Regions from separate parts of the Homo sapiens genome. Here region 1 is linked to region 2. A link is an interaction called in ENCODE POLR2A ChIA-PET data of the cell type or tissue named here. Cell type or tissue: IMR-90. All regions are shown on one strand. Each heading gives the region's core, and the rest is flanking DNA. Links, peaks and the distances in the headings are about the cores only. Region 1 overlaps DNAJB6 (DnaJ heat shock protein family (Hsp40) member B6). Region 2 overlaps NCAPG2 (non-SMC condensin II complex subunit G2).

Region 1 (4,388 bases), core at 247-4,246, 1.2 Mb after region 2:
GAAATTCTGCACTTCCAGCTCAGCTGCGGTTGGGACCCCCCCCACCTCCCAGCTGTTCCCCGCACCCCTGCTCCGCAGGTGAAAACGCGCCCCTGGGCGGGTGTCCGAGGACCTGTCTTCAGAGCGCTGTGGGTCAGCCGGGGCTGCCATCGCCTGGGGAGGGCCAGGCTGCGGGTCCAGCCTCGACCAGGGCTTCCCGCCCTCAAAGCCCAGCCTCCTCCCACCACGGAGGAAGAGAAACGCGCTGCCTTCAGAGCTGCTCTGGGGGAGGTTTTGCATTTACCGTCTGTTTAGAAAAAGGCCCCGCTGAGACTTAAGACTGATATTTTGAAAATGAATATTGAAGACACCTGCAGCGTCCAAAGCTCCCTGTGTCGTCTCCTCAGAGGCTGAGACCGCCAGGCAGGCATGGATGTTGCGTTCCTTCCAACCCCGGGCCGCTGAGCTGGCCGGCTGCGGGCTCAGAGAAGCCCTGGAGTGACTGGGGGAGAAAGGTGCAGGCTCCACGGCCACATCCACAGGGCAGCCTGGCTCCTGTGGATGCCTGCGCCCCATCCTCTCCTGCACAGCTCAGCCACTCCGCCCCCGGCCAGGTCCCGGCAACACCCAGAAGCCTCCCTCCCCCACTCACTTGGGAGGAAGGCTGGGGCTGGCACACGTGGCAGGTGGACAGCAGCTGCTTGGGTCTGGTCTCTAGAAAAACCCTTCTGGCCCCAGCAGTCCGACACAGTCCTGTGTCCCCAGGCCAAGCACACAAGGGACTCCCCAAGGTTCCTGTGAAACCTCATGGTTAGTGAGGTGCCAGGAAAAGTGACTTGAGGAAAGAAGATGAAGGTGGAGATGTGGACCTCCTTATCCAGATCTCCCTGGCATCACCTGGGGAGTCACGCAGCGTGCTGCTGCTCCAAACCCCCACACCGAGCTTCCCGTGGGCACGGTGCACTGCCGGCATGGACAGGGAGCGGCCGCCTCACGGCTGGGACACAGATGTGCCAGCAGGGGTCACCAGCTGTCTCACAAAAGGGACACACAGTTGGTCTGAACAGGAGGACTGCCCGATTCGGCCTCGATGGTTCTATCTGTTCAGAGCCAAGGCTCTGGGCGTCCTCCTGCTGCAGCTGCCCTGGCTACACGCCCGGCACTGCTGGAGGCTCTGTTCACCTCACTGCCAGGCGAAGCCATCACCTCCAAGGTTCTAACCTGCACTGTGGATGGAGCGTTCCCACCCCACTGCCTTCTACAGCTTTCCAGCAAGAAAAATGAAAAAGAGAAAGTGGCTGGAGAACAGTCACAGCAGGCAGGATGGACAGACCGGCTGCAGGAGAACCGGAACAAGCACCACCCCATGGCTCTCGCCTCGGACTCGGCCTCCCGGTCCCTCCCAGGCCCAGCATTATCCATTCTTCCTCCTGGCCACAACGGGATCAGCCCTGAGGTTCGGGTTTAATTGGCGCAGGATGTGGCCTGGTGCGGTCTGTCAAGGTCCCAGGAGACTGTACGGTGAGCTCCACGCCATGACAGGCTCTCCAGACATGCCCCCAAGGCCTCACATGCAGTGGCTCTCCATGTTCAGGGCTGACAGGGCCACTGCGTGAACTCTCTGTGGATCCCCACAGAGAGCAAGGCAGGTGTTCTTGGAAACCCAGCACCCTGGCCCATTCGCCTCCCAGTCACCACGAGGAGGAAGGAGCTGGGGCTGCTGATGCTGAGAACATGCCTCACAAGATATGGGAATGCACAGACCCACACTCCTGCCAGCATCCCAGGACGGAACAAGCCAGCCTCACGCACAGCCTGGAAGCAGGCGCCACACAGAGGGCCGAGGAACACACAACTCAGCACACTTCCCACAGCAACACCCTCTCCCATGGCAAAGAGCCCCCAGGACATTCTCTCGAACATCCTGCTAGAGCTCACGCAGCTATTGCACAACACGTCCTTGTATGATTCAGAATTTTCCTGCCACATCACCTTCTTATCTCTGCCATCGCCGCGTCCCACATGTGGGAGGACCTGGAGGTAGTGTTCTGCAGCACGTGTTCACCAAGGCCGGCCTGTCAGTGACCCAAGGACCCTGCTTCTGGCGCTCAACATGCCTGCAGTTCTGAGGATTCCATCAGTCCTTTCATGCGGGGAAGGGCCCAGACCACATCAATGTGTTCACACAAGTTACTGTTACACCAATCCTTTTAAAAACACTGCACAGGCTGGCACAGTGGCTCACACCTGTCATCCCAGCACTTTGGGAGGCTGAGGCAGGAGGATCACTTAAGCCCAGGAGTTTGAGACCAGCTTAGCTTTGAGATCAGCTTGGGTAACACAGAAAGACCCCATCTGGGCCAGGCACGGTGGCTCACGCCTATAATCCCAGCACTTTGAGAGGCTGAGGCAGGCGGATCACTTGAGGTCAGGAGTTTGAGACCAGCCTGGGCAACATGACCCCGTCTCTACTAAAAATACAAAAATTAGTCGGGTGTGGTGGCGTGTGCCTGTAGTCCCAGTTACTCGGGAGGCTCAAGCATAAGAATCGCTTGAGCCTGGGAGGCAGAGGTTGCAGTGAGCCAAGATTGCACCACTGCACTCCAGGCTGGGCAACAGAGCGAGACTCCTTACCAAAAAAAAAAAAGAAAAGAAAAAAGACAGACCCCATCTCTATCAAAAAAAAAAAAAAAAAAAGACAAAAATTAGCCCAGTGCGCTGTTGCACGCCTACAGTCCCAGCCGCTCTGGAGGCTGAGGTGGGAGAATTACTTGAGCCGAGGGGGTTCAAGGCTGCAGTGAGCTGTGATCGCACCACTGCACTCCAGCCTAACTGACAGATTAAGACTTTGTCTCAAAAAAAGAAAAAGAAAAAAAAAACTGCACAGTAGGGCTGAAAGTGGCAGCTCACACCTGTCATCCCAGCACTTTGGGAGGCTAAAGTGGAGGCTAAAGATCACTTGGGCCCAAGAGTTTGAGACCAGCCTGGGCAACATAGTGAGACCCCATCTCTACAAAAAAAAAGAAAAAATTAGCCAGGCCTAGTGGTGCATGCCTGTAGTCTAAGCTACTCAGGGGGCTGAGCTGGGAGGACGGCTTGAGCCTAGGAGTTCGAGGCTGCAGTGAGCTGTGATCGCACCACTGCACTCCTGCCTGGGTAACAGAAATCCTGCCTTAAAAAAAAACCCTGCACAGTAGGCTGAAAAGGTGTTCCTTCCCACCCTCAAGAAACAGCCAGTGCCCCTCACTCAACACTGAGGCTCCTGGGTCAGGGTGGACAGGAAGGCACCGCAGTCTCTGGAGCAGCCTCTGCTTCCGCTGCGAGTCCACACAGGGTGGGCTGCGCTTCCCCCTAAAGCCCCAGGGCAAGTATAACCGCTCTCTTTGGTTGCTAATTTGGGAAACAAGGTATTGTGAAACGACAATGAATCTCAGGACCCCAAAATCACTCAGCTAAAGGGAGAGAGCAAGCTGGGAACTGCATCGGGCACACCTGCCTCCCATTTTATTCCTAAAGAAGGTGGCTACAGCAGGGCACAGGGGTGCACACCTGTGGTCCCAGCTACTCAGGAGGCTGAGCTGGGAGGATCGCTTTACGTGAGCTCAGGAGGCAAAGGTTGCTGCGAGCTGAGACTGCACCACTGGACTCCAGCTTGGGCAGCAGGAATGAGACAATGTCTCAAAAAAAACAAACAAAAAAGCCACACACCTCCCTCACAATTTGTGCACAAGGAAATTCCCCGTGGGGCTCAAGATCTTTACCCTAGAGCAGTTGTTGGGTTTTCACCCTGGCAATGTCAGTGGACAGCTTATCTTCACAGGTGCAGACAAAGGACAGAACTCAAAGTCATCCCTCTGCTCCCCCGAAACAAACGCATATCTGACTGCTTCCTCTGCCCTGTTGTCTCACTGAGCCAGACTAAGGCACACGTGGCCCTTCCCCTACCCCCTCTCATATGTGGATTGTGTATTCAGTGAAAGGCTGATCAGAGACTCATAGAATGCAATGATTCGTCTTATCCACCTATGACCCGGAAGCCCCCGACCCCACGTCCAGCTGTCCCACCTTTCCGGAACGTACATCTTGCGTGTAGGGACGCCTCATGTCTCCCTGAGATGCATAAAACCAAGCCGCGCCCCGACCACCTCGGGCACCTGTCGTCAGGGCCTCCTGAGGCTGTGTCACGGGCGTGTCCTCAACCTCGGCAAAATAAACTTTCTACACTGACTGAGACGGTCTCAGATACTCCTGGTTCACAGTACGAAGGCAGACCAGAAGGCTGATGGAGAAAGTGGGGTTCCGTGGACTTTCTCCGTGGCCCACGGTGATGACTGTTCCCAATTCTAACAACGTTCCGGTTTACCCTGCCCTGGAAAAGTGCAGGGGCCAAAGAGTGGCTTACTTTAAAT
Region 2 (4,388 bases), core at 311-4,310:
CTTGTCAGGTGAAATGCTAATTTCTGTCATGAGTTACCTCCCTGTCCTATGTTAACCTTCTCCAGGTTGGAAACGAGAGTCACAGACCTTGAAGGGGCCCGTGGCTTCCCTTTGCTGGTTGAAAGCTGATGTGAAGTGAGATTGTTGTATAAGCACTTCATATAAAAACCTGTCTGCCAGATTTGCTTCATCCTAAAAACAATGTCATGTCAGTTCTCGTACCACGTGATGTTGTTATCAGAGAGAGCCATTACTTTTTCTAGGTAGTAGCTTAAAAATATCAATGAGCTATTATTTTTTAATGAAGACTTTAAAAAATGCTTAAATGGGAGGCTATTTATGAAATATTGAAGACTCGGTGTCCTTTGCTGATAGAGGTCATTGAAGGTTGTTGGCCATACTTTTTCTAGTCTAGTTCAATTTGAGTTCATTTGAAATGTTCCTGTTTTTGATGAATTTGTTTCAAGTGCCTGTGATCTTTTATGTAATTTGTGCCAAAACCTTTAGGTTTCCCATCAGACCTGTGTAGCTTTAGTCAGAATACATTGCCTCATAGCTGATGCCTTATTTTAATGTATTGATGTTTTGCCTCTCTCCCTCCTTATTCCTGAGGGTTTTTCTTGGCTTTGGGGAAAGAATATCATCAGGGCAGTTCCCAGTGGGCTTTGGTCCCGTCTATCATCTTCTGGCCGTGGTGCATAGGAGGTTTGAGTCAGCCTGGGAGTGGAATGTAGTGGGCACTGGTAGCAGGCAAACAAGATCAGTGACTCCTTGAGTCCTGGGGGAGGATAGTAAGAATACTTATTTTAAAGTGTTTTTTTGTTTTTTTCAAAACCATGGTTTTTAGTCATTAAAAGTGACGTATGTGTTTTCTTGTAGCTGCTTTATTCTGTTCAGAGGCCTCTTCATGAGTTCATTACTGCTGTTCAGTCTCGGCACACAGACACCCCTGTGCACCGGGGTGTACTTTCTACTCTGATCGCTGGGCCTGTGGTTGAGATAAGTCACCAGCTACGGAAGGTGAAGTGCTTTAATCCTGAAACTGCTGTGCCTCTTATTGATGACACAAGATGGTGTTTCTACTAGCAGTACATTCTCTACGTTTCTCAAAGTATTTTTTAAGAATTTTCAAACTTGAGTGAGTGGTGCACTTTCCTAGCAGCTACACCTCAGAGTTTGATAGCTAGTTAGTATTTTAGACTCGTGACTATTGTGAAACATATACCAAGGATATTATCACTCTTGATTAAAACAGAAATATAGTCCTTACATTTGAACATGCTTTTATGCTACATTCAGGAGATTTAAATGAGTTGATAAGTTTCTTAAGGTTATTTTCCCTCCTAAAAGGATAGAAGTAGTTGTAATCAGTGGTGAGCAGAATACAAGACTACTCTAGGAGTGCTTTTGTGGAATAGTTCACATATCTTTGCATGTTATATTATTAGCCTCCCCCACCTTTTTTTCATTTCTAAGCTAGGATGTTCAACCTTCTAATGTCAGTTTAGACTGGGCGCAGTGGCTCATGCCTGTAATCCCAGCACTTTGGGAGGTGGAGGCAGGTGGATCATGAGGTCAGGAGTTTGAGACCAGCCTGGCCAACATGATGAAACTCTGTCTCTACTAAAGATACAAAAAATTAGCTGGGCATGGTGGCACGCACCTGTAATCCCAGCTGCTCGGGGGCTGAGGCAGTCTTGAACCCGGGAGGCGGAGGTTGCAGTGAGCTGAGATCACGCCATTGGACTCCAGCCTGGGCAACAGGGCGAGACTCCGTCTCAAAGAAAAAAAAATGTAGCTAATATCAGTTTAAACAGACAAGTTATTCATTATTACTGACTATCTTATTTTCCTACCGGTAGCTGTAGATGAATTGAAGATGATTATTAATACAGAAGTTATTAGTCTATTTGGTTAAAGGATGTTATAATCAGGATGATAATTCAAGCCAAAACAAAAAGTGGTGTTTTCCCACATGGAATATTCAGGGTGTTGTTTTCCTCTTTACCTCTTAAGAAAATAGTAAAAAATCATGTTTTCATATAGAGAAAAAAACTTCTCTGTATGAAAAGATAAAAACTGACAGGGAAGGTCATTGAATTATATGCATTTTTAATATTTACGTGAATCATAAATTTTGTAATATAAAATCATGACTAATAAAAAGATGTTAACTAAATTCTAAAACATCAAATAGAATTTAAGGCCTTCCTTAAAGCTTGAAGGGAGATCATTTTGGTTTGGAAAGTAATTACTAGATTACACAATAGAATAAAAACTAGGATTTGTTTATTCCGGTGAGCTATGTAGCTAAAAATGATAAAAAAAATGTTTGACCTGTGAGTCACATCTGGCTCACCATCTGTTTTTTATCAGTAAAGTCTTATTGGAACATAGCTGTGCCCATTTGCCGTGTTTTTTCTGGCTACTTTTGTGCAGAGTTGAGTAATTATGACAGAGACCATTGCAACTCTGCCCACAAAGGTGAAAATATTTACTATACTATTTAAATATTTACTATTTTGTTACTTTACAGAAAAAGTTTGCTGACAGCTGTTGTATTTCCTTATGGATTTTGTCTACTTATTTTATATGTGATTGTGGGTTTGTCTCTTTTTTCATTTGTTCTGTCAATTTTCTTTTCATGTATTTTCTTGTATTTGGGAGCTTTTTCTTTTTGATGAATTGACTCCTATTATTGTGGAATCTCTCTGGCTCTGACTCCTCATGAAGTCTACTTTGATATTTTTACAGCCAAACCAGCTTTCTTGTGCTTTGTGTTTGCATAGCCTATCTTTTAAAACCTCACCCCCACATGGGTAGGGCTTAAAAAATCTAGTCCAACAACCTCTGACTTTTCTTTGCCGTGGTTGTAGTCCATTTGCCATGGTTATAGTCCATTTGCCGTGGTTATAGTCCATTTGGCGTGGTTATAGTCCATTTGGCGTGGTTATAGTCCATTTGCCGTGGTTATAGTCCATTTGCCGTGGTTGTAGTCCATTTGCCGTGGTTGTAGTCCATTTGGCGTGGTTGTGGTCCATTTGGCGTGGTTGTGGTCCATTTGGCGTGGTTGTGGTCCATTTGGCGTGGTTGTGGTCCATTTGGCGTGGTTGTGGTCCATTTGGCGTGGTTGTGGTCCATTTGGCGTGGTTGTGGTCCATTTGGCGTGGTTGTGGTCCATTTGGCGTGGTTGTGGTCCATTTGGCGTGGTTGTGGTCCATTTGGCGTGGTTGTCGTCCATTTGGCGTGGTTGTCGTCCATTTGGCGTGGTTGTCGTCCATTTGGCGTGGTTGTCGTCCATTTGCCGTGGTTGTCGTCCATTTGGCGTGGTTATAGTCCATTCTTTTTTTTTTTTAGTCCATTTGACTTTAATGAATTTATTGATAGGTTTGGGTTTAAGTTAATGTTGTTTCTTTTCTATCAGTCTGTCTGTTCTGTTAGTCTTTCTGTTTTTTTTTCTTTCCTGTCACTTTTATGATGAATTGTTTTTACTACGCCATTTTATCTCTGTTGACTTTATATTATCTTTTGTGTAATTTTTTTTTTTAGTGATTTCTCTAGAGATCTCAGCACGCATGTTTAACTTATCTCAGTACCTTCAGAAATTATGCTTGTCCATTGCATGGTAGGAATCTCCAGTTGTGTTCTCCTATCCCTTATGCTGTTGTTATTATTTTTATTTTAATCTGTCAATAGTCTTTTGTCTCACTGTTTAAGAAATGCATTTACAACAATCACTTTAAGATGTAAAGTATTTTAATGAGAAACAGTGCTATTTGATGTATAGTGATGATTGACTTAAATATTCAAATTTGTATTATAATCCTGGCAGAGGAAGTGTGGGAAGACTTATTGGAAGTGCTGTCTAGGCCAGGCACGGTAGCTCACACCATAATCCCAACACTTTGGGAGGCCTAGGCAGGAGGATTGCTTGAGGCCAGGAGTTCGAGGCCAACCTAGGCAACATGGTGCGACCCTGCCTCTATTAAAAAATATTTAAAAATTAGCTGGGCATGGTGGTACACGCCTGTAGTTTTGGCTGCTCGGGAGACTGAGGCAGGAGTTCAAGGCTGCAGTGAGCTATGATTTGTGATTGTGTCACTGCACTCCAGCCTAGGCAACAGAGTGAGACTATGTCTCTTAAAAAAAAAAAAGCAGTGTTGTTTAGTCATGCCTAAATGAAATCTCCTAAGATAGCCAAGAATCGGGCCTAACACAGTGGTGGAGAGATACAGGGGTAGGATAGGCATATTCATGTCTCAGCTATTACAGGTGGAAAACCAAGGCATAAGTTTCCACCTGGAGCAGGAATTCTGCACTTGGACTTTCTGAGGAGCATGTGGAATTCATGGTGAAAGGCTCATCGAAGCTCACAAGGCTGATAATTA

The links. Peaks named below come from ENCODE experiments on the same cell type or tissue, not always from the same donor. Only the 100,000 strongest peaks of a DNase experiment are listed, where the experiment ranks them.
Region 1: POLR2A ChIA-PET joins it to region 2 with 8 read pairs; 1 of 35 experiments calls an interaction of 5 or more read pairs at or near these places.

The regions. Positions count from the first base shown.
Region 1 is chr7:157,402,755-157,407,142 of GRCh38, reverse strand. All of the region lies in intron 8 of DNAJB6 (DnaJ heat shock protein family (Hsp40) member B6), which reads right to left. Among named protein-coding and RNA genes, the nearest start is that of DNAJB6, 68 kb to the right of the region's middle. RefSeq lists an enhancer at 613-1,282. In IMR-90, for the core only: a CTCF peak has its summit at 982 (motif pointing right); a DNase peak (open chromatin) is centred at 1,942; H3K27ac peaks cover 491 bases.
Region 2 is chr7:158,647,464-158,651,851 of GRCh38, reverse strand. NCAPG2 (non-SMC condensin II complex subunit G2) reads left to right here. Exons shown (of 28, transcript NM_017760.7): 24 at 880-1,020. Among named protein-coding and RNA genes, the nearest start is that of NCAPG2, 55 kb to the left of the region's middle. In IMR-90, for the core only: no CTCF peak of the experiment used is centred there; DNase peaks (open chromatin) are centred at 721 and 2,361; H3K27ac peaks cover 2,496 bases.